Linked DNA regions of Mus musculus: region 1 is linked to region 2. Evidence: chromatin loops called from intact Hi-C (ENCODE). Cell type or tissue: left cerebral cortex. All regions are shown on one strand. Each heading gives the region's core, and the rest is flanking DNA. Links, peaks and the distances in the headings are about the cores only. Region 1 holds the start of Nlgn1 (neuroligin 1). Region 2 holds the start of A830092H15Rik (a long non-coding RNA gene).

The links. A loop is a pair of places that touch in the nucleus more often than their neighbours do. Peaks named below come from ENCODE experiments on the same cell type or tissue, not always from the same donor. Only the 100,000 strongest peaks of a DNase experiment are listed, where the experiment ranks them.
Region 1: a loop joins it to region 2, with 17 times the contacts of the local background. A loop is called at or near these places in 3 of 42 quality-filtered maps.

What each region holds. Positions count from the first base shown.
Region 1 is chr3:26,144,574-26,161,166 of GRCm38, reverse strand. Nlgn1 (neuroligin 1) reads left to right here and starts at 7,181. Exons shown (of 6, transcript NM_001357096.1): 1 at 7,181-7,902. In left cerebral cortex, for the core only: a CTCF peak has its summit at 7,151; DNase peaks (open chromatin) are centred at 8,035, 8,346, 9,260, 9,644 and 2 more places; H3K4me3 peaks cover 2,868 bases; H3K27ac peaks cover 2,503 bases.
Region 2 is chr3:26,324,128-26,340,720 of GRCm38, reverse strand. It overlaps A830092H15Rik (a long non-coding RNA gene), which reads right to left and starts at 8,768. Exons shown (of 2, transcript XR_389623.4): 1 at 8,638-8,768; 2 at 3,851-7,859. It also overlaps a transcript of Nlgn1 not described here. In left cerebral cortex, for the core only: CTCF peaks have their summits at 7,938 and 8,834; DNase peaks (open chromatin) are centred at 8,786, 9,258, 10,563, 10,913 and 3 more places; H3K4me3 peaks cover 4,649 bases; H3K27ac peaks cover 3,216 bases.

The DNA.
Region 1 (16,593 bases), core at 5,322-13,321, 180 kb after region 2:
TCCTTTATTACTTTCCCTTTCTGAAAAGATTAGCAATCCATCTAATGCAGATATTAATTATTTTTATATAGCAATTGGCATCCTTGTTTGATCTATGAACTCACTCATTCACTAAACATTTGTTTCATAATGGATACTAAATCACGTGCAATTCTGTCTGCTTCTTAGAGACCTGCAGTCATGTGCACTTTCCTTTGTTGGCCTTCTTTTCTGTGCTCTGCAACATCCTCTCACTTTTCCTGTCTCTCATTTTCTGTCACAGACTAAGCCTTCAGTTCAGTACCAATATCTAACACTTGTTTGGCATGGATAACATAATGTTGCTAAAAATAGTTCAACTATCTATTGACATCCAAGAATTCAGTGGTCAAGTCCTACTTAGGATTTGTGGTGTCAGCCTTTTCATAGTGACTGCTCTTGGGATGTTATTAGGGTTACTTCCAAAATGCAAGAAGGTTTTGATAAGCTGTTGCTCAAATAATATGTCAGCCTCTTCAGATTTTATAAACATTGCATGTCCTTTCTCGTCCCTGCCTGTTCTGTTACTATTAAATTGTCACCTCATTCACTGTTTAATCATCCCAAAAATGCTTTAGTTATTTCCAAGAAAGTCTGAATGGTGGAAGTTGATTGCTTCCCAATTAACTAAAACATCTTTCTCCAGCCCAGCCCAAGTAGAGGGTATGCATCACACACTGCTTGTCATACCTGAAAAACTAGCTTTATAAATGCTGCCTAATATTTAGTGTCTTCTCTTTGGGTGGGTGCATATAATGCCAAGTGACTTTGAAATGAAATTTTCATTTCTTTTTTGTCATATGGAGAAATATTCTGTTTGAATTCACATATAGATTTGAAATGTTCTGGTAGCAAATTTTGTGTTGTAGTTTTGCTTGTGGTTTCTCTGGCTTTTGTAGTTTTGCTTGTGGCTTCTCTGGCTTTGGTAGTTTCTCCTTAAGTGGTGAGACACAGCATGACTCATTGATCATCCCTCCCACCATTCTAGAGGCCTTAATAGTGTTTATGCAATCAAAGAAAAATGATAGAATGTTCTCATTATGTGTTAATCTGCTTCTCCATTTTAACCACGTTTTTACCTGATTTTGATGGTGAATTTTGCTTGATATCTAAAAATTCTATTATTCACTGTAGAAACAAATCACTCGGAATCGATTTCTACTTCCTAGAAATGTAAAACTCTGTGACTGGAAAAATTTCTCCATAGAGAGAATTTATAAAATTCTGAGTTCTTTGTTGGAATTATCATCATCCCTGATTTCCAGCTATACTCTAGAGCCACAGTAACAAAAACTGTATGGTAGTAGCAGAAAAACAGACAGCTTGGACAGTGGAGTTGACCTGGAGACCCAGGCATAGATTCACACTCCTATGAATGCCTGAGTTTTGATGTAAAAAGGCAGAAATATGCACTGGAAGAAAGAAAGCATTTTAAACAAACGGTGCATCAAACTGCATCCCTCAGAGAAGAACAAAATAAATCCATATTTATACCCTGTACAACACTCAAGTACTTTGGAGCAAAGACCTGAACATAAAACTATATACACTGAACCTGATAGAAGCGAAAGTGAGGGACTTCCTTGAACACAGTGGCACAAAAGACAAGTTTCTGAACAGAGCAACTATGATACAGACACTAAGATCAACGATTAATAAATGGGACATCATGAAACTGAAAATCTTCTGTAAGGCAAGAACACTGTCAATAGGACAAAGAGGCAGCCTACAGAATGGGAAACGATTTTCATCAATCCACATCTGATAGACATCTAACATAAATATCTCAAGAAATGCAATAATAATAAAAAGAAATAATCTAAATTTTAAAATTGGGTACAGATCTAAACACAAAATTCTCATCAGAGATATAGCAAATGGCCAAAAACACTTAAAGAAATGTTCAACATCCCTAGCTATGAGGAAAATGCAAATAAAAACTACTTTGAGATTTGATCTTACACCTGTCAGAATGGCTAAGGTCAATGATATAAATGACAGCTCATGCTGGTGAGGAAGTGAAGCAAGGGAAATCCTTCATTGCTGGTGTGAGTGCAAACTTGTACATCCACTATAAAAATCAATATTGGGGTCCATCAGAAAACTTGGAATCAGTCTATGTTAAGACCCTGCTATACTACTACTCTTGGGCATGTAACCATAGGACGCTCCAAATTACTGCAAGGACATTTACTCAACAATGCTCATTATGGCTTTACTCATAATAGCTAGAAACTGATACCAGACACGATTTCCCTCACCTGATTAATGGATTCGGAAAATGTAGCACATTCTCACAGTGAAGTATTACTTTGTTGTTTAAAAAATATGACATCATGAAGTTTGCAGGTAAATGCATACAACTAGAAAGTCATCCGGAGTGAGGTAGCCCAGACCCAGAAATACAAATATGGTGTATATTCCTTTATAAGTGGATATTTTAATAAGTTAAGTTAATGATAATCAAGCTACAATCCATAGACTCAGAGAGGTTAGGAGAAAATGAGAGCTCAGAGGGTGTATGGATTTCCCTAGGAAGGGGAAATAGAATAGATTCGTCACGTGGACTAGGAGTTGGTAGGGGTGGGAGCAGAAGGGATCAGTGTGTAGACGATGGGGAGAGAGAGTCCAGGAAGAGACAGGGCCATTTGGGTGGGTGGTGGGGGCACAATGTGGAAACAGTGCAGTGGATTTTTTTTTTGAATCTATAAATCTATAAAGTGATTCTTTTCAGTACTCCTAGTAACAAAAGATAAGGAGTCTTAACTGGCCATATTTTTGTAGCCAGCAAGGCTTCCAGTGGTGGGACTGGGTTACATTCTGTTGAGTTGTTCCTTGAGGAAGTTCTATGGAGACGTCTAAACAACCCAGGCTGATGCTAGGACAGAAGGTCGTTCTCTGAAAACGGATGGCAGGGCCCCATTGTCAATAACAGCATCCATACAGCTCATTGAGCACAGAGAGATTGAGCTGGTGCCTTCATCAGACTTTTATTCATGCATTCTAATCTCTGGCACAAGGTACTCTGCGAGCTACAGAAAGAGAAACCTGAACACCAACCCAGCCACCATCCTACAATCTGTCCTGCCTGCATGATGTGCTGGGACAATGGTGGCACAGAACTTGTGGGAGGAGTCAACCAATGTTTTAACTTGAGGCTCACACCAGCAGAAGGAATCCATGCTCAGTTCTGCCTGGGGGATGGTCAGAAACTGGAGATTGGATAGTCCAGAGACCTAGGATAGAACCAAACAGAACTGACCAAATAAAATAAATTAATTAAAATAAATAAATAAATAAAATGATTCCTAATGATACTTTTCTACATTCACAGATTAGTATCTCGTCTAGTCATTATCAAATAGACTTCCTCTGGTTCCTCTGTCAGTAGATTAGAGCCGAGGAGAAAGAACCACAGCCAGACATTTTCGGGGGGTGGGGGGAAAGGGGTAGGTAGGTCTAAATTGAAGGTATCTATCATATCCCTCTCCTTGGAGATCAGGGAGCCCTGGAAGTGGGAGAGGAGAGGTTATAGGAATCAGAGGGATGGAAGACCTAAGGAGAACATGACCCACTGAAACAGCTAAGCAGTTCTCATAGGAGCTCACAGACTCAAGCAGTAAGCACGGACCTGCTGGGTATTTGTAAGTATTAAAGCTGTTAGCATGGTGGCTTTGTGGGAGTTTGAACAACGGGCGCGGGCGTATCTCTGATTCTTTTGCCTCATATTTGGATGCCTTGTGGAGCCTGGATATATAAGGACTTTCATCTTGTCTTTCTATATCCTACGCTTGTTGTTTCTTCTCTTTTCTGAAGAGGAAGCAGTGTAGCGGGAGTGGACCTGGGGTAGAGGACAGGTCGGGGATGTCTCAGAGGAGTGGAGGGAGGGGAAAATGTGGTTAGGATGTATTTAGAAGAATTGTATGAAAGAATTTATTTTTCATTAAAAAAAATCTGAGTTTTTACATGTTTAAAATATCTGCATTGACTTATGTTTTATGCCCGTATTTTTTTTCACTAAATAAAAATGTTTCTCTTAACTTGAACTCAAAAGTCATTAAGCTATTTCCCTCTGAAAGCTTTAACTTATAATTAAAAAATATATAATTCTATAAGGGTTCACAGAAAGCATCTAGTCGAAGTATTTTATATTAATGAAATATTTCAGGTATAGAATTAGTTTATATGAAAGAGTAGTTCAAGATACAGCATGGGAAATAAAGTACTATGGATTCAGGTGATGATATTCAGGATGCTGGTGAAAATTCATTAACTCAATCCTTCCCAGAGGAAATCTTGGCACTGAATTTTGCTTATTCTATTACTCAAGTAATAAACTGGGGCTACATACTTCTGTTCCCCAAATTAGTAGACATACCATTTTCACATACTTTCAAGATTCACTTATATTTATTTCTTATGTGTATGAGTTTGAGTGTTTATCTGCATGTATGTATGTACTCTATATGGGTGACTATTGCCAATGGAGTCCAAAAAGAAGGCACCAGATCTCTGAAATGACTGATGTGTGTGAGCTGTCATGTGAGTTCTGAGAATTGAACCCAATTTCACTGAAGGAACAGCAAATGATGCTAACCAATAACTCATCACTCTAGTATCATTATATTTAATATATAGATTTAGTAATTACTATCCATCAGACATCTTAGGCAATAGTCAATATTATTGTCTATGTAATATTTTTGAGATTTATCCATGGCAAGTACCTAAGAGACTTTCATTTATCTCTGTTATATTTCTATTATAGCATGTTAATATTCTATCAACTCAGAAGTAGTTAGACTTTAGGTTTTTTTAAGCCATCCTGCAATGACTATGTCTAAGAATGGGAAGATAATTTTGTAGGCTGTGAGTTTATCCAGCGAATTTTTAAGGTATATTCTAAACCCTCTGAACCTTCACCCATTCTATTTCCCACAGCTTCTTCACATCTTCATCATGCAGGCACCACTAGATTTGTGATTTTAGTCAATTTCATGACTATGAAGTGTGATCTTAGCATCATGCTGTAAATTTCTCTGAAGGCCAGAGGTCTCAAATGCTTATTGGCCCGTGTGACTTCTTGGTCAAGAGAATTTTTGTCTACCTGGTATGTTTTACTTTATTGTTTAAAATACGCTGATGAGAAATATATAACTACCTTCTGGTTCATTTTTTTGTCCTTTATGCTATCTTAAATAGAAATTCAGGTAAGATAAGAAGTTAGAAATCTATTTTTTTCATATGTATGAGGCTGTGTCTGAATAATTCATATGCTTTTATTATTTTCTAATAGCACCTGGTATTTATCCAGTTTTCATAAATGTATGCAAAGATTTCTGGGATTTCTTATCTATTCTTTTGAACTAGTTTCTATGACTAAACCTTAACTGCAGCCATTCTGGATTAAAACTTACTTAATAGTTCAAATAGGAACTCCATGAATTTTGCTCCTCTGGTTTTAATTTTTACTCTTTTAAGCAGTTTTTTTTTTATCATTTGCTTTTGCATACATATTTCAGACCCAACTTTTCAAGTTCTGTGAATAAAGTGTAGTGATATTTAATAATAATTTTATTTGTATTATAGATTAATTTATGATATTGAATCTTCCATCTAGGAACATATGCATTTGTTGATTTATTTTGAATTTTAATAGATAAATTAACCATAGGCAAAGTTACTGCTCAAAGTCACATAGCCAATTAACAGCAAAACTAGTGGTAGAAGAAATGTCTCCTGACTCTTTAACAGTTCACACACTTAAAGGCTTAATTATTTAGTCAGTTAAGAAAAATTTTCTAGTTTTTGCAGCTACAGAACCCATCAGCATGAAAGAGAATCCAACTTCTGTATTTTACCAGGCCCTTGATAATCAAAGTGTTCTCAGAGGGCTTGTTAAAATTGGAGAATCTCAGTCCTAAAGACCTAGAATCTTCATTTTAAAAAGATTGCTGGCTTATTGATAGACACTGTTTGTGAGACTATGCGGAATACTGCTTTGCCAAAGAGGCCTGAAATTCACAGCATTGATTCCTTTCTTTGGAATCTCTCAGAACTCCTGGTGCTGATGCAGAGGCCGCTGAACTCTAAAGGTTTCAAGAAAGCATCCAGGAAACCTGGGTCATGATGGTCAGGTGTTGCCCTTTCTCTGCACTCAGACGTTGTGCCTGCTTTTCTGAGCAGACATAAAAAAATCCAAGATAATGGGTTGGAGAAATGGCTTCACAATGAGGGTGCTTACTGCTTTTATAGATAACCCAAATTTTAGTATGCTTGCTGGATGGCTTTCAAAGGCCTATCTCTCTTGCTCTAGGGCATGACTTCTGCCCTCCTTAGGCATCTGCACACACAGGGAGCATGTGCATAGGTGCATGAACATCTATGAGTAAAATGATAAACATACACATATATTCCAAATAAATCTCATTCCAAAATGAGAGCTGGCAAGATAGCTCAGTGGGTAAAAATGCTTGACATCAAACTGAAGGTGTGATTTAGGTCCCCAGGGTCCATTAAATAGAGGGAGCTGAAGAGACTCCTGAAAGTTATACTCTGACTTCCATACATAGGTCCTGGCATATGTGCTTGCACATGCAACTTTCTGCATGCATATACACACAGATAAAAAGTAGATTTAATTGAAGATATTTTAAAATTCCAAATGATAAAATATTATCTAGATAATCCTTTATTATATTTATTCAAAGGAAACAAAAGGTTAAATGGTTTTCTGAAACAATACATTTCAAAAGAACAGAATTGTGTGTGTGTGTGTGTGTGTGTGTGTGTGTGTGAGCGCATGTGCATGCTAACTGCTAACTATGGGTGTTTAGGAAACAAATATATTTCCTTGAAATCATAGTGCTTCCCTAAGTTGACATATTAGCTACTAAATGTTATTGGGGAAAAACTTTAAATGTCGAAAAGACCTTCAGTTTTCCAGTAAAAGGCAAAACCCATCCTACCTGTTTAGTAGACAGCTTCATTTTACTCGTAGTGATTGGAGTTCAGCACCCTGGTTACTATAACAGCAAGTTATTCCTAGATGCCAGGGGACCAAGAAGGGGGTGGAAAAGGTGAAGAGGGGATGGAGGAAAAAAGTGAATTCCCTGCAATATCGCCGCGAGCCACTAGGGGTACCTTTGTATCATTTTTCATTCTGCACCGATTTGGAGTAGAAACCTGTATTAGGGGAAAACCAGGGTCCTCGGCATTTTTTTCTTTTCTTTCTTTCTTTTTTTTCTTTTGCGAGCAGTGCACCCAGAATCCAAAAAGATTTTTAAAAAATTAAAAAAGGCAGGAAGGAAAGAAGAAAAGGAAAGGAAAGAAAGAAACCACAGCCCTTCGGTAACCCGGATAGGGCTACGGAATCGTTCTACTGGACGCGAGCACTGGGGATTCATCTTTGAGGTCAATTTCCAATCGAGATAAATCTATTGGATTAGTAGGATTATCTGATCGCAGCTCAAAGAAGTAACGTTGTTTGATCGTTTGTATTTCTTGCCTGATGGTAGGAATTACACGGATGCGGCTTTGGTTCTCCAGGATTCTGGATCCTGGCAGCATCTGGAGAGAAAAAAAGCATCAATCCACACGTTTAGGAAGTGTCCGTGGGTGAATAACGAGGGAGGGGGAGGTGGATCTGGGGTTGCGGCTGCTTAAAGAAAAAAAAAATAAATAAATAAAGGAAGCATCTTGAATTCTGAAACAAGAATTACCCAGTTCCAGAGGTTGAAAAGAAAGCATCTGCAAACTGGTAAATACTTTGACCGTTTCGGCTTGAATTTGACGGGAAGTGTTGGTAAAACTGTCTCCTTGAATAATGGAAAGAGGACTGGGGGAAGATGAGGGGGCTCCCTCGGTGGACGTGTCTTCCTGAGGGTAAGTTTGTGCCTCTTTCCTCGGGAGAGGGCTGCGGGTTTGGGTATCACTGTGCGGAAGGGGTTGCAGACGCGGCGCCGGAGAAATGGGGCGAGCAGGCTGGAAGCCCACCTCGCGCATCTCCCAGGCATCGCGACCTCTCCGCTCGCACCGAGCTTCAAAACCTGGGTTTTGTGGCGTCAGTGGGGAAGCCAAGCAGCCTTCTGCCTCTCAACTTTGCCTTGGGGGGAAAAAAAAATCTCTCAGTAAGGAGATCCCTCTTGGACCAGGAGATTTTTCTCTTAGAGATACTTTAAGGAGAGGAGGCAGCCAGTGCTTTAGAAAATCCTGCTTGGGGGGTTGGGGGAGAGCTCCGGTCTTCATTATGCTGCCTCGGCCCAGTTTCCCAGGCTGTCTAAGCTTCTTGGGGGAATGCTGGGGATGCAGTCAGCAAGAGGATGGCCTTTTTCATAAGCTCCGATGTTCCCACCCTCTGTTTCTTTCTGCCTTTCCCCACCACCTCCTTCTTTCGGTCGGGCACTAAAGGGTTACAGTCGCTGCATCTGGTCCTGGAGAAAGAAGTAGGATTCTGCCACTCAGGTTATCTTGTGACTGCCTTTTAGGACTTTGCATAATACAGTCAGTCTTAACTTTCTTGAGTTAGATGAGCTTCTTTGCAGTATTTCCGCCCAGGGCCCAGGCTGAGTGCACCGGGCATCGGGCATCGAGCCACCTTTAGGATTTTAGCTTGCTTCCCTCTGCTCCTGACTCCTAGTTTCTCTTTCCCAGGGAGCTGTGAGTGCTTGCGTTTCTAGCGATTTTCTTGCAACTGAATTTAGGTTAAAATATTTTTTTTTCTTTCAGTTAAAGAAATTTTGTAGCTCTGAGGAAAAAAAAAAAAACAAAAAAACTCCTCTGTGCTCACAGAAGGAAATCGATTGTACCAGCGGTAATTAAAATTAATCTTTCAAATGCGTGAATATTAATTGACTTAGGGAAGTAAAAGTTGTTTTGGAATCTGAAAAGGACATTCTTCTCATTGAAGTTTGAAATCCACATAGCTCCAGCACAATTATATTTACATAATAATATATAAGTATTTAAGAATTGTATGGAAGTGTCTATAGATGCTTAGATTCAGGAAGCTCCCTCACATCCCTTGACATTTCAGGCTCTTTAAGTTGGCCCTTTCTGTTTAAGGCTGAGCATTCGCTTATAAAATAGCAACTGCTCAAATGCACTGGAATAAAATGAAGAAAGGCAATTGTCGTGATGTAAAATGTGGCATCTGGTATTATTTTAGTCTCCTAAAGGAAGCATTAGACATTTCCCCAGGATTTGTGTGGATACCTTGTGAAATGTGTGCAGACACCTTTACTTTTAACATTAAAGACTCTCCTGCAAGTCTGGACTCACCAGAGACAACTCTTCAATGTCCTCTGAGCTCCTCCCCTCCCATCCTTTCTTGGACAAACTTCAAATACTTCAGATAGCACTCTGGCTATCATGAGAGGAACCTTACCAAACTCCGCCCCCCCCCCCCCCGGATTTGCCCATGTGTTTTAAAAACTGAATTCTGCAGCTAGTATATGAAATTTGTATTTTAAAGATGCAATTGCCAAGTTGAAAACTTTTGTGTCCCAGGAATTTTTAAAGTGGGAACTTGTCTGCTTCTTGTTTCTGTGGGCTTGGGTTAACCCTTTGTAGAGTGATAGATTCCAAGGAAGAATTTCTACAAGCTCATTCGTTTCCCCCAGATATTTGTGAAGCTGGCCCTGCCTCTTTTCCATGCTTCTCTGTCACGTGGTTTGTGTGCTTTGGAAGGCAAAGAATGGACGTTCTGTGTGTGGTACATTCCAGCCACTGCTCCTAGCCACAGAGTCTAGGAATAGCAAACATCCAAATGATCATACAAATAATATTTACTGATAATACAAAATCAATAAAGCATGTCGAGTGATAGGTGGGTTATATTTCTCTCTTTAGGCGATTGAGAATACAATTATTGACATAAAGGCGATTAGAAATCCAAAATATAAGATGGGGGTCCTTTTAAAGATTAACTTGCATATCCCAAAATCATTAAAGCAATGGTGCTTGTGGTGACTGAGAGTCTCAGACTGATGACAAAGGTGAGTGAGTTGACATACCTCTGCAGTAGCTTGGAAATACTTTTCTGTCAAGAGTAGCTGATATTTTCCAAGGCTTCATTATGTTCTTTTTGGATGGTGAAAAAGAAAAGGGGCAGCTTTGACCTTCTCTTTGTATAATCTACTTGGAGGGCTGATGACGTGTCTATAGTAAATCTCTACACAAAGTTCTGATAAGCCTTGTGTGAGGTAAGTCCATGCTGACAGCCAATAGCAAAGGACGTAGCTCATAGAGAACACTTCCAAATTTATAGTCACACCCAGCTAATGGATACAAGCTCAGCACAGGTTGACAAACAGAGGACCACTTATAGGTCTGGCAAGTCACTACAGGGTGCACTTGATAAGTTCAGTACATTTTGTTCTATTTTCTCCACCACACATATGGTAATGATTTCTCAAAGGCACACGGTGTCCTCGATTGGCTTCTTTTATTTTATGTTAGAGTTTCACAAATGTGTAATTTGGAAAAGGAGGTTAAAAGTTCACAATTAAGGTGAAAAATGGCAAGTTCCACTCTTAATGTAAGTGAAAGACATAGGTATTGGATTCCCCAAAGCTACTGGTGTGCGATATTGATACTGCATTCCCCTGGGTATTGCTATCTTCTATATGGTCTAACTGGCCTAAATTCCAGACATTACTAATATAGTGGCTGTGGCTCTCATGGTTTTGATATGATTAACCACATTCAGTGTGAACCCCCATTTTTTTTAAAAGATGAAATTCGACCTGCATTAAGTGGAAGTACACTAAAAGGGAGAGTTTACTTTTCTGCATGATTGAAATTCAACATACATTATCTGTTGTACAAAACCTCTCTCCTTTGCTGTATTGGGACCTGCAATAAAAAGCCTACTGCTACATGAATTTGAAGTTTCAATGTTTAATCTTCAAAATGTGCAAGGTCCAGAAAAATAAAGGTGGAATTAATGAATACCCTCAACAAAGGTAGAACATTCTTTTTATTATTTATTGTTATTAAAAGATAACTTGTAATATCTTGGAAGTAGCCAGTCCTTACGGCCCAGAGATTCCCAGCTGTTTCCAGGAAGGTTTCTTGAATAGCATGACATTGTTTTAAGTGTACTTAGTCTAGCGGAGATGAAAGTGTGTTGCAAAAGAAAGAAAGGTAAAGAAAATCTAAACTTATGTTCCCTTTTGGTAGCATATCTGTTGGGGTGAAAACTGCCAAGTGTAAGCTTAACTGAAGTCAGAGGAAACCAATAAATCACTCCAGGCATTTGAAATTATTAGACATTAAACTTTGGGGAGTTTTATTTGAATTCTTTTTATAGCAGTCAATATAATCTCTTCTGTGCCTATTCCCATTGCATGTAAGAGAGAAATTCTACTCAATGGAAGGACACTTTACTGCTGCCATTACTGCAGAGTTTATAGTTGAGGGATGTGTCAGCATGTGAGATTCAGCTGTAATGCCTCTTTTGTGTGAAACCTTACGGGCCTTGCAGGCACTCTCTCATTCTGACACTCATAAAACGTTCAACTCTCCGTATTTATTATTTAATTTTCTCCCTATGTATAGCCATGAAGCACTTCAGTGTATGGACGTGCAGCCAAACATGGCAGTCAAGTGTGAATGTGTACAATGAGTTCTAATAACACACATTCTAGGACCTGATAAAGAAAGTTTAATTATGAGAAACAAGTTAAGCAGGAAATTCATTTGGGAACAAATACAAGTTAAGTTAGTGTTAGAGATGTAAAATAAACAATCACAGTGATACATCACAGCAAATAAAGTTTCAGGCTGAGACTGGACTACCGAAATGCAGTTGTCATGGTAGGAGTTAGCTTGGAATTCTGAAGCTTTTATGCAACTTGTGAAATATATATTGTTTTTTAAAAAATTGATTTTACTTTTTCTTGGTTTGTATGGCAACATTAGCTAGTAATTAATACTAATCCTCCTTCTCCCTTCCCCCTCCTCTTCCCCCTCCCCCTCCTTCTCCTCCCCCTCATCCTACCCCTCCCCTCTCCTCCCCCTCCTCCCCCTCCCCCTCTTCTCCTCCTCTTCATCCTCCTTGTCCTCCCCCTCCTCGTCCTCCTCATCCTCCTATATGGCTTTTAAAAAGTTTATGAGCTTTAATTTTTTCTATTATATATTTTGACCATACTTAATCCTCTTTCCATACACCTCCCAAATCAAGCACACCCCAGGGCAGGCCCCATGCTGAAGAGTTGGCCCACATAAATAGACTCAGTGTTTTTCTTAGTGCTTTTATATTCTTTGTTTGTTTTGTTTTGTTACTAATTCCTTTCTGAAAGGCAATGGGATGCTGTTTGTTTTGTTTCTGTTCTTGTTTTTTTATCTGGACTACACTTCTCTAATGATGCAGATGACAACCACTAGATTCAGATTCCTGCCTTCCTTTTGGTGGTGCTATGGGTAGTGTGCACAACAAACTGCACATCTATCAATTTGTTTACATAATTCATTTATTTATCGCATGGTTTAGAAAACAAATAGGCTCATCATTTTTAGTTTATTTATATTTTATCTATACCTATATATTATTTTTTTATTTATCTATATTTATTTGGTGGTGATAGTAGATGTACGGCCAGGAACCAAAAGTTGTGGCATATATAGAATATTAATCAAGTATGTCTCTAAATGTAGTTTTCTTATATTTTCTCTTAGCTGAAGAACATATACAGTCTAAAAGCAAAGACATGAGTGTTTCTCATTAGCTACTTTTGAAAACACTTTAATGCTACAATGATTCCTCTTTCATATTAATGTGTATCATCAATTGTATGTAACATTAACAATACATTTTTGTTTTTTTATATACTTAATGTATTTTTAGACTTTCAGGAAAAACTATTCAGCATATAAATTGTTAGGTTCTAACCTTGGACAAATGGCTGAGGTGTCTGTTTAACCTATCAAAGTGGACCTGGCCACCAGGTTTTCCCTACAATCCCTACTTGGTACAGGGGTCTCCTGGCTGGTATGCCTTACCCCTACCCTGAACTCCCCAGGCCAGGGAAATGGGCTGGCTGTTCTTCCCAATATATAATTCAACTATTTTGCGTGCCCCTGCTTTTTTGTATCTTTGGGCATCCTGACTGCCTCACCCCTCATTCTCCCTTTCCTGACATAGTCCAGCTCCAGCTGGTCCTGTCAACTCTCGACTCTCCTAGAGGTCCTGCCTCTATGTTCTCCTACATATTGTAGAATAAATCTCTTCCCCCATACCTGGGAGCAGTTATATTTTATTTTCCTCTTTCTTTCTCTCTTTCTCTCTTTCTTTGTTTCTTTGTTTCTTTCTTTCTCTTTCTTTTCTCCCTCCCTCCCTCCCTCCCTCCCTCCCTCCCTCCCTCCCTCCCTCCGTCCCTCCCTCCCTCCCTCCCTTCCTTCCTTCCTTCCTTCCTTCCTTCCTTCCTTCCTTCCTTTCTTTCTCCCTCCCTCCTTTCTTCTCCTTCCTTCCTTCCTTCCTTCCTTCCTTCTTTCCTTCCTTCCTTTCTTTCTTTCTTCCTTTCTTTCCACTGTTCATTCACAACTTAAAGGTAAATTAAATTTTCTTTGACAAAATCATGGTTAATTATTTTATTCTAACTTATAGAACATTCACTATGCTTGCAATTCATTTAGGGAATATCTACTTAATACAAGTCAAGTTGTAGTCATCAGTAGCCTAAAAATTCCCCTTTGGAAAACAAATCATCCCCAGAGAACCCTGAGCAATAAATACTGCTTCCTGCTTATAACATTGACCAACAGCTTGTCACGCTCTCTGCACCTGAAAGCAATGCTTAAGCCACTCAATAGTTAACCTGAAAGGCATACAGGTTCACTTCAGCAGCAATTATGTTTTGAGTCAGTGGATCTGTCATTTTTGATTTAAATCTGTATTACGTAGCTGTCCAAAACTTTACACACAAGTGACAATGTTATCTATCCTTTTCTTATGGGTAAAAACATCACCAGTTTCTTGACTTCTTCAATTGTGCCAAGTGTCCTAATGCATATGTTCTGAGGATGCCAAAGCTCTCTACAATTTAGAGCTCTAGTCTTTAATAATAACATCCCTGGATGAAACCCCTTTACATATTCAAGTGACCCCATAATATCAGTGTCCACAACCTTCACAATGGCAAAGGTTTGGGCTTTTCCCCAGCACGTAGAGCTGTCAACTAACTATAGGTTATTTATAAAATAAAATATTTAGTGTTTAAAATAATTTCATGCATATATACATATGACATATTGTGATTTTATTTACTAGTTTATTTTATAAGCTGTTTGTCATCTCTTTCCTCTGTTAGAGGCCAAGAAGACCACCTTGACAGGCCTACTAAAAGGACTGGATATAGTCCAATAGATAATTAACATAATTCTAGCTTCACTATATTTCCATTGATGAGTCATTTCACTCACTAGCTGTCCCATTCTATGTTAGAGTTGTTTTTTTGGTGGGTTATAAAACATATTTTTTTTCCTAAGTTTCATTTTTGAACAGGCCAGGGAGTTTGTCAATGACATTGGTTTAGTTAATACTTTTGGTGGTAAGCTATTTCTAATTAAGAGTAATTAAAAGGGAGTCCTTTAAAACACACTAATTCTGCTGTTTTGACAACTTCATACATGATCATAACGTATTTGAAGTCCTCTCTGCCCTCCCACCTTCTCATCTCCTCTTCATCTCTATCAATAAGCCCCATGCTTACCAACTGCTTTCCCAGGCTCATGGCTTTTGTTTTTGTTTTATGACCCATTTAGTTTTAACAGGGCCATCTGTTTCACCATTGGATTAGAAGCATCCCTTGGAGCTGGGTGGGTTCATTGGTGGGCACAGCACTGGAGACAATTGCTTTCCTCCGCTTGGACTGATCAGTATAGCCAATATTTCAGCATGGATGGGTGTGCCCTACTTAGCTGATACTCGGTCTTTTTACTTTTGTCTTTGTTTTTGTTTTGTTTTGTTTTGTTTAAACCATGAAATCAGTTGTTATTTGATGTTACAGAAATTTTAAAGTAATGTAGTATATCCTCCAAAATAATAACTTGAAAATCCTAAAAGTTTTAGTGATACTCACATTAAGTTTGGTTTATTTTTAGGGATTAATTAAGAATTACTAAAACCATAGAATTATTTCCATTCTTATAATTTATTGAAAGTACATGATAATTCATTATGTCAATGTGTATATTAAATTATTACTGGTATCTGATTTTTTTCAATGTGCTACACAAATGGTCCATGAACAGAGTGCTTTTTAAAATCTCGTGTTTGTAAGATGATCAGAAGACATTGTAATACAGAAGAAAACATGTCTGCACACGAAGATTGCTCATGTAATAGTTTTATCATCTGAGTCACAGTTCAAATTCTGCATAAGGTCGGGAGGTACAGGCAGCCATTGTTGGTGTTTGGTGCCTTGTATAAAAGTAGTCAGGAGTCTCACTGGCACTCCACAGATGGTTGCTCCGTAAACAATAGTCACTAAGTGTTTGCCAATTCCAGCAGAAGATGGGGCCGGTAGGGGCACAGATGCTTAAGTACATTCTCTGTACTAATCATTCCAGAGAGGTCAAGATTGACATCGCTGGCACAGAGCCACTCCAGCAACTTAGCCTTACATCTCCTCAGCCAAAGTGGTGGTCCTTCTCTAGCAGTGAGGGGTTCTTTAAAGGAATGTTAATTAAACAAGGCACCAGGAAGGGCGATTTCCCATTTTTCCCAGGCACTCTACTCACTTGAAACAAAAATAAGCTTCTATAGAGGATGGGAAATGCCACAGTACTTTGGCTGTGCCCGTTTCTCTATAAGATACTGGAAAGCATAATTAAGTTGCTTCTACAAGCTATGACTTGTGACCTATGGTTGGCCCGCTCAGACAAGAGCATCAATTTAATATCAAGGGAAGCAATCAGCTCTACCTGGCTGTCTCCTCTGAGCTCCTGAGTGGTTATTCATTTTCTTCAGGGAGATCACAGGGTCACCCATTGGTTTGAAAACCATGTCCTGCAGTATTTTACATATGCATCAAATCTGTTGCCCCTGACTTTTTAAGAACCCTCGGTCTCATCTCTGCCTGCTCCTTCACCTCACTCACCTTCCTGTTCATTTTGAAGACAGCATCCCTAAATAGATTCTAGATTTTAAAATGAATATTTTGAGATGCTACATCATAGTACACTCAAAATAAATAGAAAGGAAAACTTCCCTTTGCACACTTAATGATAAGTGCTTTTCTCCATCCCCATAGAAAAGCATGACTGGAGGACTAAGATGCACTCCAACTTCAGCAAACAGGTGAAAGGCATTTTTTTTTTCCTAGAAGTGTCCAGCTATATAATAAAGAAAAAAAAAAACTATAAGAAGATGCTACTTCTATCTCCTTCCCTTCCGGTTGTCAGAAAATCTTCCATGGCTTCCTCAAATCCTCATCTTACTGAATAGTAACTCATCATTTCCATGGCAGTCTATATGCACCTCTGTTGAATAAAAAGGCACGTTCACTGAACTTTAACATAGTTCTGTCTATTTTACCACCTCTTGCTTGAAGCTCTATAAGCTAAAGACTTTAG
Region 2 (16,593 bases), core at 3,959-11,958:
ATTGGGTTATTGTATTTTTTCAACCTTCCAATTCAAGCCTCTTTAATAATATGACTCAACCTTGACTCTCCTGGATATCTATTGAACCGCTTAGGAATTCTCCTTAATGAACACTCACTGGGTACCTGATATGGGCAAAACGTTTATTTATAGAGTTCTTTTTCACCAGATAATATTAGCAACAAAGTGCAAATCAAGTGAACAAAGATTTGAAGGTAGGACACCACAATTTGTGTATCTTCAGCATCCCTAAATATCTTTTTCCCTCAGATCAAATGGACTGCAAGAAAATTGGGAGTTGCCACCACATAACTCTCACGGAGCCTAGAAAATCATTTTGTCTCTCTTCTTTTAGTGACTACACTGACACATATAGGAATTTCCTATGTTGGCCTTCACTACATGAGAAATTTGTGAGTATTAAAATATATTATGTGACCTGGCCTTGACAAATGAAATTACTTCCATTCTTACACATTCAGAAAAGAATGTGTAAGGAAAGCAAGATCATTTAGAACTTTTTTCTATAGGTATTAAGGTGGTCTTCTCTGGGAATATGTGCTCAAGGGTGCTCTGGGTTTGCCTTAATCCACATAGGCGGGACCTTTTCAGGAAATCCAGGTGAGGCAAGCTAAGGAACACAGAGATGAGTTTAGTTATTACTCTGAATACAGTCGCAGCACTAGGAACCTTGAACCTCCCAGGTCAATCACCTGAGAAGATGACTTGCCTTTGGGTGTGCTTCCTTGACTTCACTGTGGTTGAGGTTTGAGATTGTCAGTTACACTAGAGAGAGATGGGTGCTGTTCAAGCAGTCTGCATTTTATTGTGAAAGGGAAATAAACTTACTGGACATTTTGAGAAAGGCATTAATTTATATTATGGCTATCATCACTACAGAATTCACACTTCTTCATAATTCTTTTGTTTATTTTTGCAATAACTTCATATTTAACTTCCTTGATTTGATGTTTTCCTCTCTTATTGCTAGCATTCACTATACAATTGTGACTATACAACTTGAGTTTCTGAAGGATCAGGTCCAAATGTCATTGTTTGATAGGCAAGTCTCCTCATTACCTTTTTCTTTTTACATACATGTTTATTTTTGACATTTCTTTCCACACCTCCTCATGATTCAGATAAACTACTCGTCACTAAGAATACATCTGACTCTTTGGTGAGGCAATGTCTTCATGTGTTTCACTCTTTTCCTTAGAATGTTCTAAGAAACATATTTGCACTGTGCATCATGTACTCTAGATATGATCCTCCTTCAAAGTCTGCCAGCCTTTAAGTGGGGAGTGGGCATGTCTTTTAATATTACAGTAGGTACAATACTAACTACAGAGGAACTCAAAAGGTTGGTGATTAAGAACTCACTTAACTAGATTACCAGAAACCTACTGGATCCTGTATGTAGAATTTAGATGCAACTGATATGGTGTAATGAATATAATGCTTCTAGGACTTAGATGTGAGTGACATGATCAAATAGGATCTAATTATTTACCAGTGTCCCACCACACACATTCATACACAGCAATTCTTTCTCTCTCCCCTCTCTCTCTATATGTATATGTATACACACATATACATACATACATACATATGTAATTATAAACACAATTTTGGGTTTGATAAATGCTTCCATAAGCCTCACATTTTATATAATTACCAAGGAGAGAATTTTAGAATGGAACGAAAAGAACATCACTTAAGTGCATGATTTAAAATAGCAAAACTCTGAAAAATGGGAAGAAAATGTGGAATTTAAGTCTTGTATAATAAAGTATCATTGGTTTTTTAAGTGGCAAAGTATCTTTGAGAATATCATCTCATTTTTTCTAAGTACATTTAGAGCTAATATATGCTCATTCTAAACATTATCTCAGAAAAGTGAGGCACACGTCCTGTAATTATAGTTTTAATGCATTTAAAGTGAGATATGCATTAAAGAAAAGATGCTTAAAGAATATCTGAACAGATTTGTATGTTTTTATGTTCTACTGTTACCTAAGATAGAGACAGTCTGTAATACCATGTCCCTAAAATTGATATTCATCTCATTTATTTGTGTTCCTCTCCCTCCCTCTCTTCTTCCCTCCCTCCTTCCCTCCCTCCCTCCCTTTTCCCCTCAATTACATTTTACAGAACATCACTGTAAAGCAGTCTAGTTGTTAGCACCTAGAAGCTAACATATCAGCCTAAGAGTAATCTTATGACTTAACTGAATTTGACTTCTGATGACAGAAAGAGACAAACAAAATCAGGTTGTGGTAAGTATGTCTAAGTCAAAACACAAAGTATCAGAGACAAAATGAGAAGAGCCCATTTGTGATAATGAAGTCAACAATGTCTTGCTTTAAATGTGATAACTGAAAAGAGACTCACAGGAGTGAGGGGGGTGTCTTATATCTGTCATGAGGAGAATACAGGCCTGCATAGAAGTAGATTGGGAAGTATAAAGTGTATGGCCAGAGAATATTTGGTATATTAAAAATAAATTTAGATAAACAGAGACCTTAGAAGTTGGGCTGGAGGCATGCCAAGTGGCAGAATGTTCAATTGGTATGCATAAGACCCCAGTTAAAGCAACACCACTAGAAAATCATCACAGATTTAATGATCATGCACAAGATTGACTGGAAGTACATCACAGGATATGCAGATTAATGCCACGAAGAGAAAACACAAATCATCTGTGCCTGAGGGATATGTTTGCTGTTGTATTGTCGTAGGCAACACCGGTAGGTAAGCAGAGTAGCTGGGATAATCCAAGAAATCATTAGGATTTTCCTAGGAGACCGATGAACTTAGCAATAGTAGAAACTGGGAGATCTACAGTGGAAAGAAAGCTAAATAAAGATGTGCTGGGCTGAAAACACATTGGGTTTTGGATCCCAGGAAATGTAAGTTGTAGGAGGATTTGACTTGGTTAGGGCCAGATACAGGGTGGATGGATTTAGATATGCTGTATATAGAGATGATACGGGCAGAAGAATAATGTTTGTGTGCCAACCACCTGGACTGTGGCCAAATGGATACTCTACACTACTGGGCTAGTAATTCTAGACGTTTCCCTCTGACTTACTAGCATTTCTAATATCTATACCCTTTGCCCACCTAACAGGATGCTGCCAGGAAGCTGGTCAGGTGGTTCCCTTTATAATGTCACAATTTAACAGATTAATCACCTTTGTCTTTTACTTCTTCAAAGTAGAAATATGAGCTGTCATTGCCCTATAAGCTCCTTCTTGGCATATTATTTATATTTAACCCATTTTAAGTAAAATGCATGTAATTTATGATGAACACTGCAATAAAATTTCATCTCAGGGTAACACTTTATTAACACTCTTTCTTCTTAAGCTCTTTGGGAAGGGGAAAAATATTAATTTCCTGCTGTGAGTCTTCAAGACTTTTCCAAAGAATGAGTAATACCCATTGCTTTTTCTTCACTTGAGGAGAACATGTTATTTAATTTTCTTTGTATATGTAATTACTGGGGAGGGGTTGAAATCTTCCCACTTAGTGACATTCTAGATTGAAAACACACCTAGAACACACACTAGCACATTGAGGTGTCTCAAATATACACTCAAGCCTTTCTTTTCCCCATATTTTAACCATTCATTTCTGGGAAAGATGTTATTATCACAGCTATCTGACAATATGAACACACACACACATGAACATAAACACACTTATAAAGATGAATGTATACTTCTTTAGAGACATCTGCCTTCACTCTATCATAAATAAATAAATAAGTTAGTAAATAAATAAATAAATACATAGTTTTCAAACCTAGGCCTTTTGGAGCCAATGATTAAAAAAAAAATACCAGTGTTTTTATTTATTTTATTCCAAGACTTCCTCCCAAATCTGCAAGTGAGCAGATGTGTTTGTGCAAATTTTACAGAGAATTTGTGTGGTTTTTACTTTACTGAGACTTGCAGACAGCCTCTGACTTAATGACAGACTTTGTATTTGAGCACCATTAACTTCACAACCCAGAAGGCCACATGACCTTTAATGATCAGTACTTTCTAGATTATAATTGTGTCCAATATGTCTCTCCGTGCTAAACTTAAGCGGTAAAAGAACAGTAATGACTGTGGTGACACATACCTGTAATGTCTGGGGAGTCAGAGAATAAAGGGTGAGAAATTCCAGACCATTCTTGGTTACATAGTGAGTTGGTGGCCAGTGTGTGATACTTAATGCCTTATCACAAAATAAAAAAGAAAGAAAGGAAGGAAAAAAAAGAAAAGAAAAGAAAAGAAGAAAAGAAAGGGAAAGAAAAGAAAAGAAAAGAAAAGAAAAGGAGAAGAGAATAAAGGAAGGCATAGCCTAGGAAATCATGCTCAAATCACTATTGACTTGTCCATGAAGTCATACTGCACTCAAGTAGTATGACTGATTTTCAACACGAAAAACAAATGCCCTTCTGTGTATTGGTATTTTAGTCAAAAGAGAAAAGACATCATAACGATGCTAAATTAGAACCCCTGAAAACACATATCCTTAGTGTTCCAAGTTTATGTGCATTGTTATGATAAACACAGCAATACCACCAGGCAGGTGCTAGTAGTATTCCAGTTTTGCAGAAGTGGAATGTGAGGTTAGTGGCTTCGGCACCAAATGACATGGGTGGGCTTATTTCCTTGAGAGCTATAGTGGGGGATGTGGAAAAAAACTGATCAATAGAAGTTCGGCTCTTATGAATGTGTCTTAATTTCTTGTTGCTGTGACAAAATACTGTCGCAGAAGTAGCATAAGCGAGAAGAGGTTTACTTTTGCTTACAGTCCCTGAATACAGTCCACAGAGGTAGAAAGTCACAAAGGCAGCAGTTTGGGGGAACTAGGCCTAGTGCATCTCCAGTTAGGAAGCAAAGAGGGGAAGGCATGCAGAACTTGCTTAGTTATTTCCAGAATCCCCAGCTAGGGAGTAGTGACTTCTACCACCCCTAGCCAAGACAAGTTCTCAGACAAGCACTAGCTTTTCATCCAGAGAACCTCCGTTTAGAAAGTTCACAACTACTTGTAATTCCAGCTCCAGGATATCCAATGCTTTCTTCTGATGTCCCCAGGGACCCTCCCACACCCCATTCTTTCACACACACACCCCTCCAACACACACAGGGGAAGGAGGAGGAGGGAGAGAGAGATAGACAGATAAAGTCACAGTAAAAATAAAAGAAAAAAACTAACAAGTATAGTCCTTGACCAGGGTGCCCAGAAGCCTGTCTCTAAAATGATTATAGCTCCAACTAGACAGCCTTATCCATCACAGGTTCATGGCACACACAGACGGTGACAAATGTTGCCTGTCTGGCACGTCTGTTTTGTTAACCTTCTTGAGCTTTTCTTTTAAGTAACTCATGAAAATGAGATTATAATGTTCAGTGTATAGATTTCGTTCTCACAAAGAATAATGTAAAGCTACAATAGGACTTATCTAAAAGTAATGTCATCTTATTGATATAGAATATTGGAAATAAGCAATGTTCAATTACTACGTTTAGAGCTTAGCAGGACAGCTGCAAAGGGTGGCCACGGGATGAGGAGACAGCAGATTACACAGAAGCTTATGGAAGTTACAAGTGGCATCTTTACTGAATTGTCTTTGCTTCTTGTTTAAAAGCTTAATGTTGTAATTACTATGATAGCCTCTCTCATGATGCTACCTTTGTTTGTTTCTTTTAAAATGGCTTCTTCCTCATTAGTTTTAGCCAGGCTGGCCTTGAACTCAGAGGTCCTCTTGCCTCTGCCTCTTGAATGCTAGGACTGAACTGATTCAATTAAATTAAAGGTATGTACCATATGCCCTACATATTATAATATTTTAAGTGTGCTATCTCCTGGAAGTTAAAGATTCGATGAAATAGTGTTGCTGATATGAGAACACTTACTTGTTTTCAACTTTCTGGAAAGCTGCATAGAAATTTTGAAGGTTTCAAGTTGAATTAGCAAGACTAGAGAAGGAAGAGCAGTAGCCAAGTGTCCCAGGCTTGATTCAGAGTGAAGCCTTATTGTCCTAGGCATACCTATAGGTTACTTCCTTGAAAGGAAAACAACCAAAACCAAAACAAAACCAAATAAACAAAAAAGATGTACTAAGTCGCAAAACTATGGAAAAGTGCCTTCAGGATCCTTCCAAGTGGGGAAAATATGTCATGATCAAGGTTGTTCTGAAAACCAGCATGACTGTGACAGAATCTCACAGTTCCTATTGGTTAGTATTAATTAACAAATAGCAACAATTACCTTAAATCTGTTAGGACAATCGCCTTCATTGGGTTGCTATTTGGGGTAACCCATTCCTCTGAATTTTAGAGACTTAGACTAAGACGAATGAGACGAACCCCAAGATAGAAAAGAGAGCTGTAGCTTGTGTGTCTCTGGTTTCTCAGAGCAACTCCTCATTCTCCTTTTGGTTAAGATTGTTACAGGTGGTCATCAATTATTTCAGTGGGTCTCAGCTTCTCTCTTCTCTTTCAAAGAGATCACAGAGGCTAGTAGGTTGTGACTGGGTGCAAGAGTGCACTGCTAGGCATCACACCCTTCACAAGTCACAAAAGCCAATAATGATTACTGTGGTGGATTTTTAAACGTTGACTCTCCAGCAGTTAAGAATGTGGGCACAGCTGGAGAGGAGAGACTAATAGTACTAGACATTTATAATGCTCCTACCAGTTCAGGGACCAGCCTGCTCCTACTTAAAGGGAATTTGAGGGGAGTTTGCTGGTCTGGGTGAGATCCTGCGATACTCAGTGGTATGCTGTTTCCCCCAGGTCCAGTCTCCCCTCTCACCAATCCCAGGCCCCTGAAACACAGCACCAAGGCACCAAGGACCAAGAAACTCAGCTTGCAGGAGGCTTCTTGCAGGTGGCCCGCCACCGCCACCGCCACCGCCACCTCCACCTTGCCAACCCGCATTTAGTTGCCGCTCCAAGAGGCTTAGAAGACGTCACGAGTGACGCCCAGGGCCCTTCACCCTTCCTGCAACCTCGGACGTTGCTGGCGCCGTGGGCGCTGCGGGGTGTTCGGGCTACCGCGGGTTGGAGGGACCAGAGAAGGCGGAACTTAGTAAAGGGAGGGGGCCGCCACCAGCACCTAGGCGGCTGCTGTGGAGGCTCCCCCCCCCCCCCCCGACCTGGGGGAAGTGATGCTGTGCTACAAGGCTGTCAGGAGTAGTGAGCCGGAGCTGGTGAGCAGGACCGCCCGGCAGGAGGGTAGATCTAGTTGTGTTGAGACTCCAGCTCCCAGCGTATGGCCAAGAGAGGGAGAGAGCGCGCGCAGCAGAGGCTGATGTGTGTGTGCGCGCGTGAGTGTGCGTGTGTGTGTGTGTGTGTGTGCCTGTCTACAGGTAGCAGCGGCAGCGGCGGGGACGCGAGCAGGGGACCCATCTGGAGCTACCGCTCCGCCTAGGATTTTCTGTGGCGATTGCTCATTTGGCTGACGGATCCGTGGTTCCCAGAAAAACCTCATCTTCTCCGTTTCTACTCTCCTTTAGGCGTCTCCAGTTTCAAGTGTGTGTTTAGGGATAATTTCATATTTTTCTTTTTCTTCCTCTTCCTCCAAAGCTTCTCAGGAATTCTGGCACGAAATCCTTGGATACATTTGCTCTGCCAAGTTTTGCTGCTCCAGCCCCCTCCCTCCTCCAGAGGCTTCTGGGGTGCTCTTCTTTTGGATTTACATGCAAAGAACCTATATATGTTTATATATCGGTCGGGTAGCTTATGATACATTTACGTGCGTCTCAAAGCTTGGTTTTCATCTTCTTCTCCTCAACACAGCGAAATGTTCCAGAGCTGATGAGCACAGAGACCATTATTCACATTCTTTTGATCCTGGTTTGGAACAAGGGGAGGGAGAGTGAAGAACTGTTTAACGTTCTGCCATCCTTAGGCTGAACGCTAGGCACCAAGAAGTATTTCTGGTTGCAGAGCAGGTACAACGGGGGCTTAGAGAGAAGGTAAGGGGGCCTCTTGAGTCTACTAGGCATGGCATTTACCTCAGTCCTAGGGACTGCTGATAACTTCCTGCTGGCTTCTACCTGCCCTCACCTTTTCCACCAACCCTACCCCATCCCTGTTCTCTACCTTGCTCCACCCTTTTCCAAAATCCCCGGGGCCCAGGAGGAGGGATCGGGTGCTGGGGAGGGTGACTGTGTTAAAGATGTGATAGTCCATTACAGTTTAAATGTGTCTTGTATTCCCCCACTTGATTGAGTTTCCCAGTACCTGCCTCTGTCTTTTAGCGGTTTAAAATACATTTTGTCCTTTATACAACAACAGTAACAAAAACAACAACAACAACAACTACAACAAAATGCTATGTCGATCAGATCAATGTTTTAAACACATCTTGGTGTTAAGTCTCCACTACTATCTTCTGATGAAAATAAAAACAATAAAAATTAATGAACTTTAATGAGCTGGGTGGTTTCTTCAATACTAGGTTTCATAGAATCTCCAAAATGCAGATAAACAGCAAGGAGGACAGTGGGCTTCAGCTCCTGTAAATTCCAGTTGTGTCACAGGGAGGGCAAATCCCCAGAGTTGAGAGAGAGGGAGCTAAGTCTAGCATAAGAAGACCTACGCGGCCAGCGAGTTTTTTAAAACCCACCTTTTACACTGCATCCAGTCCTCGATTAACTCCTGCTCTGGGGATGCGTTAACCGAACAGACCTTTTGATGGAGAAGTGGGCTCTTCTCTCTGTTCCTGGTCTTCAGCCAGCCTCCTTCCTCCCCCTCTGCCTGTCTGGCCCTGGCACTTTGCAAATCGCCGGTTTTGCGCACCCTCGCGGTGGGCGTTCTCCACGTTGCATCCTGCCCCCTCGGTCCTTCTTCCAGCGGGGTGGCCGAGTACATGCATCTTTCTCGGGGGGCTCGCTCGCACACGCCCTCTCCCGCAGCCCGCGACTCCCCACCTGCCCCGGCTCGCCTTAGCCTCTCTTCTCCTTCGGGTGCATCCCTGACCCTGGCATCCCTTCATCCCGGCCTGCTAGGGTTCGGAGCGTCGGGACGCGGCTGTGGCGGCGGTGCGGAGCTGGTGTGGGAAGCCAAGGCAGGAAAGGCGAACCCGAGTGGGTGGTGAGAGGCCAACCGAGTCCGTGGGAGCCAGGGAAGCCGAGAGGAGTGAGACACTGAGTGTGCGCTGCGCGCTGCCCTGGTCGGGGCGGACTCGTGCGGAGGCTCCTAGTCTTCCGAGCGGCGCCCCAGCCTCTGCAGTGAGCCTGCTTGGGTGCGCCTTGGGACCCAGGCACCCAGATCCCGGAGGTCGGCGGAGAGGTACCCGAGAAAGGCAGTGATTCTGAGAGTCCGCGGAGGGGAGACGCGGAGGCTGAGCGGATGGAGGAACAATGCCGCCTCCAGAAGCAAAGCCTTTCTTGAGCCTTGGCTGGAGTGTGGAGTCGGCTCTCTGCTCTGCTCTCTCCAGGCCTTGAGGCTACTTCTGGGCTTGGTTCCGCCTCTTAGTTTGACAGGAATTAGAAAGTTGCTCTTCTTCTCTACAAGGTTTCCTTTGAAGTGGCTTTCCGATCTGCGTGCTGGTTCAAGTCAAGATGTCACTTTCTGGATCCCCCGCGAGGAGCGACTAATAGATTATGCATTGTTGGGCAATAAACTCTCCTGGGAAGAGAGGGTAGTCCACCCCAAGGTTTAAACGGTTCGCCACTGACTCCTGCCAGCCTCAGCACAATGCCTTGTGAGTAGACATAATATTAAAGCAACCTGCAGTAAATTTTAAATTATTTAGGATGAGGTTTTTGAACGAGGAATAATTTATTCCGGAGGAAGCAGTTAGGCTGTTATTGGAATGAGGGAAATATGTCCCATATTTGATTCATTTGTGATTATTCTAATGAGCTCTGGCCTGTACCACTGTTTTCTCTTTCTCTCTCTCTCTCTCTCTCTCTCTCTCTCTCTCTCTCTCTCTCTCTCTCTCTCTCTCTCTCTCTCTCTCTCTCTCTCTCTCTCTTTTTCCTTCCATTTCTAGGGCCTTAGTGGTAGACATAGGGCTGGGGAAATGTGAATTTAGATAGTTAACCCTCTCTCTTTCACTGTGTGTTTTAATAGAGTGTTGACATCCCAATTTCCCTCTTTTTATACTAAAACTACTGTAGCCTATTTTGCTTAAGTAACTGGAAGTTTCATGCTATATTTGACATTACAGTGTCTTGATACATTTCTCAAAATTAATTATACTTGGACTATTAATATGATCATAATTTTTTAAATGGCATTTAGAGGAGGTGTGTATGTATGTATGTGTGTGTGTGTGCTTGAGTACAAAATCTATAAAATTTCTGAGCGTAGTCAGCTATTACAACCTAAAGAGAGTGCCAGTTTTCTTTGGAAATGAGTTGAGCAGCGAAGACCATGTGTGTATTTAGAATATCTAATGCAAAATGCAAAACCCCATTAAGTTTACTGTGCCCTTGGCAGAGAATGGATCTCAGTCTCCTTGCACTGCCTAGTGATGGAGTGATTCACAGAGAATGTGGAAGTTAATCATTGCTCAGGCCTTCTGATGGCACGGAGTGATTAAAAGGAGTAACTGTTTTCTGTAAGCCTGCTCTTCTACATGTAGTCTTTACAATCCTTCTAGCTAAAGGAGGAACGGGGATATTTCAGAAGGAAGTAACACTAGAGATCCTAGGGTTTGAAGTAAGAAGAGCCTCTTTGGGGACTTCCCCCTCACCTCCACCCTCAGAATTGCTGTCTGTCAAATTTAATTTTTTTTCCTGTGGTTTTATTTTGTGAAAATTTCCATTTTTATTTAGTGATAACATATTGCCATATAAAAATGCTTGGATTGTTTGCAATTGGAACAGGGCTACACAGGAAGGTAGGCCCAGGATCTTCTCTGCTTGTTTCTGGTGGGGGAAGGGTTGCCTAGAAGTCTAGTTGACTCTGGGCAGGGTCAGTCAGATGACTCCCCTGAAAGACACAGTGCCATCTCTTCCAACCCTAGTTTCTCAGATTTGACTTCACATTTAGCATTTTCAAGCAGTTATTCTGGGATAAGTCCTGCTCTTATGTCAACTTGCCTTAACTTATTACTTTAGCTTTTCAAAAATAAAATTAAACCTTAGGATTATTAAGTAGCTAAAACTATAGAACACAGGTACAAATTTTAAGATTTGCTATTTAAATTTTTATCTTTGATGTTATTGACATTTTATGGGTCGATGGTTTTTAATCTATCTATCTATCTATCTATCTATCTATCTATCTATCTCATGTAATTGGTATACCTTTCTCTGAGTTTCCAAGTGTTAAATCAATTTTTAACATTTTTAGAAAAGCTTAGTCATGGATGTCTCTAGAAGATCCTGCCCCTACTGAAGAGTTACTTCATAAATTACCTATGTGAAGGTAGTTTTTATAAAGCAAAGCACAGCTGGAATTAACAGTAAGACCAGAAATTTCAGCAGATTGACAATAGAATCTAATGTATTTTGCCATGGTCTGTCTTCCTTATGTGACATTTGATGACCATTTTCAGTCTATTAAATTATAATCTCTTAGTTATGTTTCAATCACTTATAAGGAGAGTCACAAGACTTGCACTTTCTAAGACTTAAGACCAGTCTTGAGGATATCAACATTGCCCAATGGTTGGGGTAGCCCTACCTGCCAACATCCAAATTTTATGAGAATCAACACTTCACAAACTTTCCATAGAAACTTCCTTTGTCTGCTGCTACTCCAAAATTTACCTTTTGGTCCTGTTCCATGACTCTTATTATGTGCTTGTGTTAACATATCTTAGTAGATCCAACTCCCTTCACACCCACTGCCCAGAATTTTAGCTTCCTATGGCTGTCTTTCTTTTCACCCTTTTTCTTCCTTTACCCCCTCTGATAGGCTGCTGATTCCACAAGCACTTATTTTCACATTCCATTATTTGGTGTTTTTATTGGATGGTGAATTGCTGGTGGTCAGATCAGAATCCATACCTGATTTATCATTGCATTTAGAATTCTTATCTCCATGTCAGAACATGAAGTAGACCACACATGGATAACACATATTCTTCATAACTAGATTTCACCATGAAGTAATTACTAGTCTAGCAGTGGATTAGGAAAGTAAGGTTTATTTAATGTCATATAACAAGAAGACAGACAACTGACAAAACATTGAAGCAAACAAGATTCTCCTATCACCTTTGTACTTTGTTGTCATGATCAGAAGATTGACTCCAGGCCTACCATCTCGCTTATGATCTCTGGTCCACCAAAATGTGAGGGTGGCAAAGAAAAGGGAGCGCTTTAAATCAGAACTCCCCAACTTGACATTGCTGTCCGTTATTTGGGGCTGGTTAATTATTTTTCTTTTCTGTGGGAAAGATTCTGTACATTGTGAATGTTTAGCAGTATGCATGACCTTTACTCTACGCACCTGTCCTGTACCCAAGAAGTACCTCCAGACATTGCCAAGAATCCCTGTGTGAAAAAAGTGACCATAGTTGGGAGTATTGCTCTGGAGTGGGAAGGGAGAATCTGTTTCCTCCTCGCTCTTTCACTTTGTGTGTCGGTGCTAGTGAGGGCCTGTTCTGAAGTAACAAATGAGCCTTTATGAGCCTGGAATAAAGAAGGAAGATGGGGAGGAGAAGCACGGAGATGGATGGGACCACACACACCTGCTTTTTGGGCCGTATGTGCAATGTGATTTTTTTTCCCCATGAACTTGCATTTTCATATACATCAGACTCTTGTCTGGTGGCAACTCCTTGATATCTGATGTTGGTATAAAAATAGTTTGGTTACTTTTGATATCCTGAACAATATTAGAATCTTTGAGGGGGGAATGGACATGAGATTGAAACCTAGTAATGCTTGCTGCAATTATAGAATAAATAAATACATATAAGTCATCTAAATAGTTCAGACAGGTGGAAAAGTCAAGGGCATATGGTTTTCACGTGATAAATGTTGATGAATTAACCATGACAATTGTTAGGCAATAAGGGGACAGGACAGAGCAGCTTTATTTTCTTACCTTTCCTCCTCAGACATTGCATTTACAAATGAGGATGTGGTCAATTATGTTAAGAAGGATAAAGGAAATAAAAATGTACATCTTGGGTTTAGTATTGCTTTCCAGTGCTTACATTTTACAAATTATCACATGTTGGTGATGATACTGAGAAAATTAATAGATCTCTGGACAGACATGTTAGCATGAACAGAAACGAAACGTAACAGCTATGCTTCTTAATTGTTTATCTAATTATGGCAATAAAGGCTAACTTAGAAGTAATAAACCTGCTGCACAAAGACATATCAGGATTGCTATGGATGGCCAAACCACTTGTCCAATATTTTCTCTATTCATTTAAATTTTTCTCTATAAGTTTATTAGAAGCTAATTTGTGTTAAGCTTTGTTCAATGTAGAGATGTAAAGTATGGTGATTCTTAGGTAGCCTGAAGTTGTGAGTTCCAAAGTAACCAAGTGAAGAACTAGGGATGTAGTTCAATGGTAGAGCACTTTGTACACATAGCGTGGTGAGTCTTTAAGTTCAGCTACAAGTGCTCAAGAAAACAAAGAAATAAAATCGCAGGAAGGGCCCAGTGAATGCCTTTACAAATAAGACTGTCACTGGGTCAGTCGATGATTCTGGAGGTGAGCTGAGTGAGGGTTGGCTGACTTAGCAATTTAATGATAGGAGTTTAATCATGTCAGTTGACTGCATATCCTGGGACCAGTGTAGCTATTGCAGAAGCAGTCAACCCTCTTGACACAACCACACATCAACAGGAGGGAACAGGCATTCTCTTGTGAAGCTTCCTAATGCTAGGAAGAAAAGTTCCCTTACAGCCAATGCAGAAAAACTAAAGAAGCCCCCACTCCTACCTTATAATTTATGCAAGGTAGGACTTTGCATTCTCATAAAGACTCAGTCATGCCCACTTGGGGTTACAGGAGGGTTGGCTTTTTCTGCAGCAGTGAGGTAATCACCTTTAAATCAGAGCAATGTTAACTGAGAGGAGAGGCTAGGAGCTGGCAAACAGGCTAGCAAGGAGGGCTTCCTGCAGCTCTCTTGATCACCTTCTCTAGGCGCTCATGAATCCAAATGCTTACATTAACAGCACATACACAAAATGTAATCCAACCATCTTTGGATCTATTGCACTATGGTAAGTTCATGTCAGAGTTCAAGCTCCTGAAATAGAGTGCATGCCATTTTCTTGTGATGTCGCACAGGTTTTCATGTTTGTTTGTTTTTAAATACATCTTGGAAAATTGAAAAATGTGTTTTGGATGGGAGAATGGTGAACACTCAGTTACAGTACATTGCACATGTAAACTGGACATTTTACTTCTCTGGGATAGCTACATCAGGTCATTAAATCAAAGCATGTCTTCCTTGCCAAATAGGTCACATGCCCTCACCTGTGTTCCTTACCAACCCGATTTAGAAATAGTTTGAGAAATGACTGATTCTTTGGCCAGTTGCTCTTTTAAAGAATGGGATTTATTTCGGTTCTCTCCAAATGAAAAATCTAGGGTTTTTTTTTTAAGTTTATGTAGAACATCTTTGGGCTTAATCATTTCAAACTTACACATATTCAAAACTAGTTTAGGGAAATTTTTATATATCCACAGACTTTTGAAAAATTTAGGAAATAATTTTCCCAAAGCACAGAATGTCTGGATAATTTCATGGAGATTGTGCACATGATGTCTAGATAATTTCATGGAGATTACAATGTATTGTGCTCATACACACTCTGTTATCCTCTTGTGTCTCTTTCCCACACTCATTAGCCTCTCATTTTCATGCCTTTTTTTATACCGTGTGAGTGAGTTCTACTACGGTCTTATATACAAGCATGAGTGCATTGTTTGCTGGAGCAAGGGTGAGTTACAGAGGTTTTACCTTTAAAGGAAATGCCTTGCACTCTTCATACTGATGTTCCCAATCTAGAAAAAAAACTGTTAAAGTGTGTGTGCATGTGTGTGTGTGTGTGTGTGTGATATAGAGCAAGGTATAAACTCAGTTTATTTATTTGTACTTCCACATATTCCAATATTTCATATTCCATAACTATGAAATGGGAAGATCTACTTTTAGACCATATACCCATGGGCTTCTCTCAAACATCATCTTTCCCTTTAAAAACATGAAAAAAATGTTGTTCTTTCCTTCTAACCTCATTTCAAGAAAACTCAGAGAAAGTCTGTGCTTCACTGGAATCGGTGTTCCCAGTCAACCCACTTCACTCTGTTTTATTATTAAAACTAAAATTTTGAGCTTTAACTTAGCGTCAAGACTTTAATGTTTGGAGAAATTTTTGTAGTCTGTTTTCAATTGTTTAGGGAAAGGAGAAATAATGTAGTAAATATACGTATATAGATGTGAGTATTACCAAGTATCACTCATTAATTTTTTCCCCTGGATGTATATGTGTTTGGAAATTATTTAAAGTTATGTGCAATAGCTGCTAAGTTTAGAATATGAGAGGTAAGAGAAGGAGAGAGTTTCCAATGGCATTTGAGTTATTTTAAGAGGAATATATGTTATATTTGTAGACAGATAGGAAACTAAGATGGAATACGTGGAAGTACAAATAAACTGAGTTTATACCTTGCTCTATATCACACACACACACACACACACACACACACACACACACACACACACACTTTAACAGTTTGTTTTCTAGATTGGGAACATCAGTAGCCTCATTGCTATCCAGTAATTTTCACCAAATCTACAATGTGCAAGAACCATGAATGGTGAGAAGGTTGGAGTTCGTATTACTCTCACTTCTAAAGTGGATTTTGTTATGGATGTTGGCTGTCTCCTCAGTTTACCTTCAGTGTGTTACAACATTTTTCAGAGCATGCCATAACTCTGGTGCAAATGTTCTATTTCTGGGCTCCATGCCTAGAGCAGTTTCCACCAGAGCCGTCACCTCTGAACTGAGCCCCCTGCCTCCAAGGGAACTGGTTATGAATCAAATGTAAGATGATAATTAGTCACTCCATCTGTGTTTAGGATTGGGAACAGATGCTTCCCCCCTTTGCTTTAATGGAAAGTGTGTTTGAAAGTAGCAGCATTGTGAAATAGAGTTTTAAACAGAGCCACATGTTAGTGGACACTCTTGTATACTGCATGTCAGAGGACTGGAGTATGATTTCCAAGCATCTACCTGGCCTTTTGTCATCTCAACCTGTGTAATTGCTCTCCGACCAACAAACTCATGGTAAGATAATTATGATTAATTGCATGAGCCTAAGGTATGGCCAGTTTCTGCAGTTTCTCCTAGGTCATACAATATTTAATGCTATTTAATAGAGCAAATTTCACTAAAACTAAAGAGTCCATTATAGGATATGTTTTTTTTTAATACCATAGAAAGGAGAAATTACCTAACTTAATAATTCTATAATGCTTTTCTCCCACTTAAAATTTTAATATTGTATTTCTCTAAAATTGTAAAGTTTCATTTCTCTAAAGAGAAATTTAAACTCTTATCTACACATGAGTTTAAATATACAAATATATTTAAATATATTTGTATATAAATCTTGTATATGTGAAAGGCAAACTACTATTTAAAACAC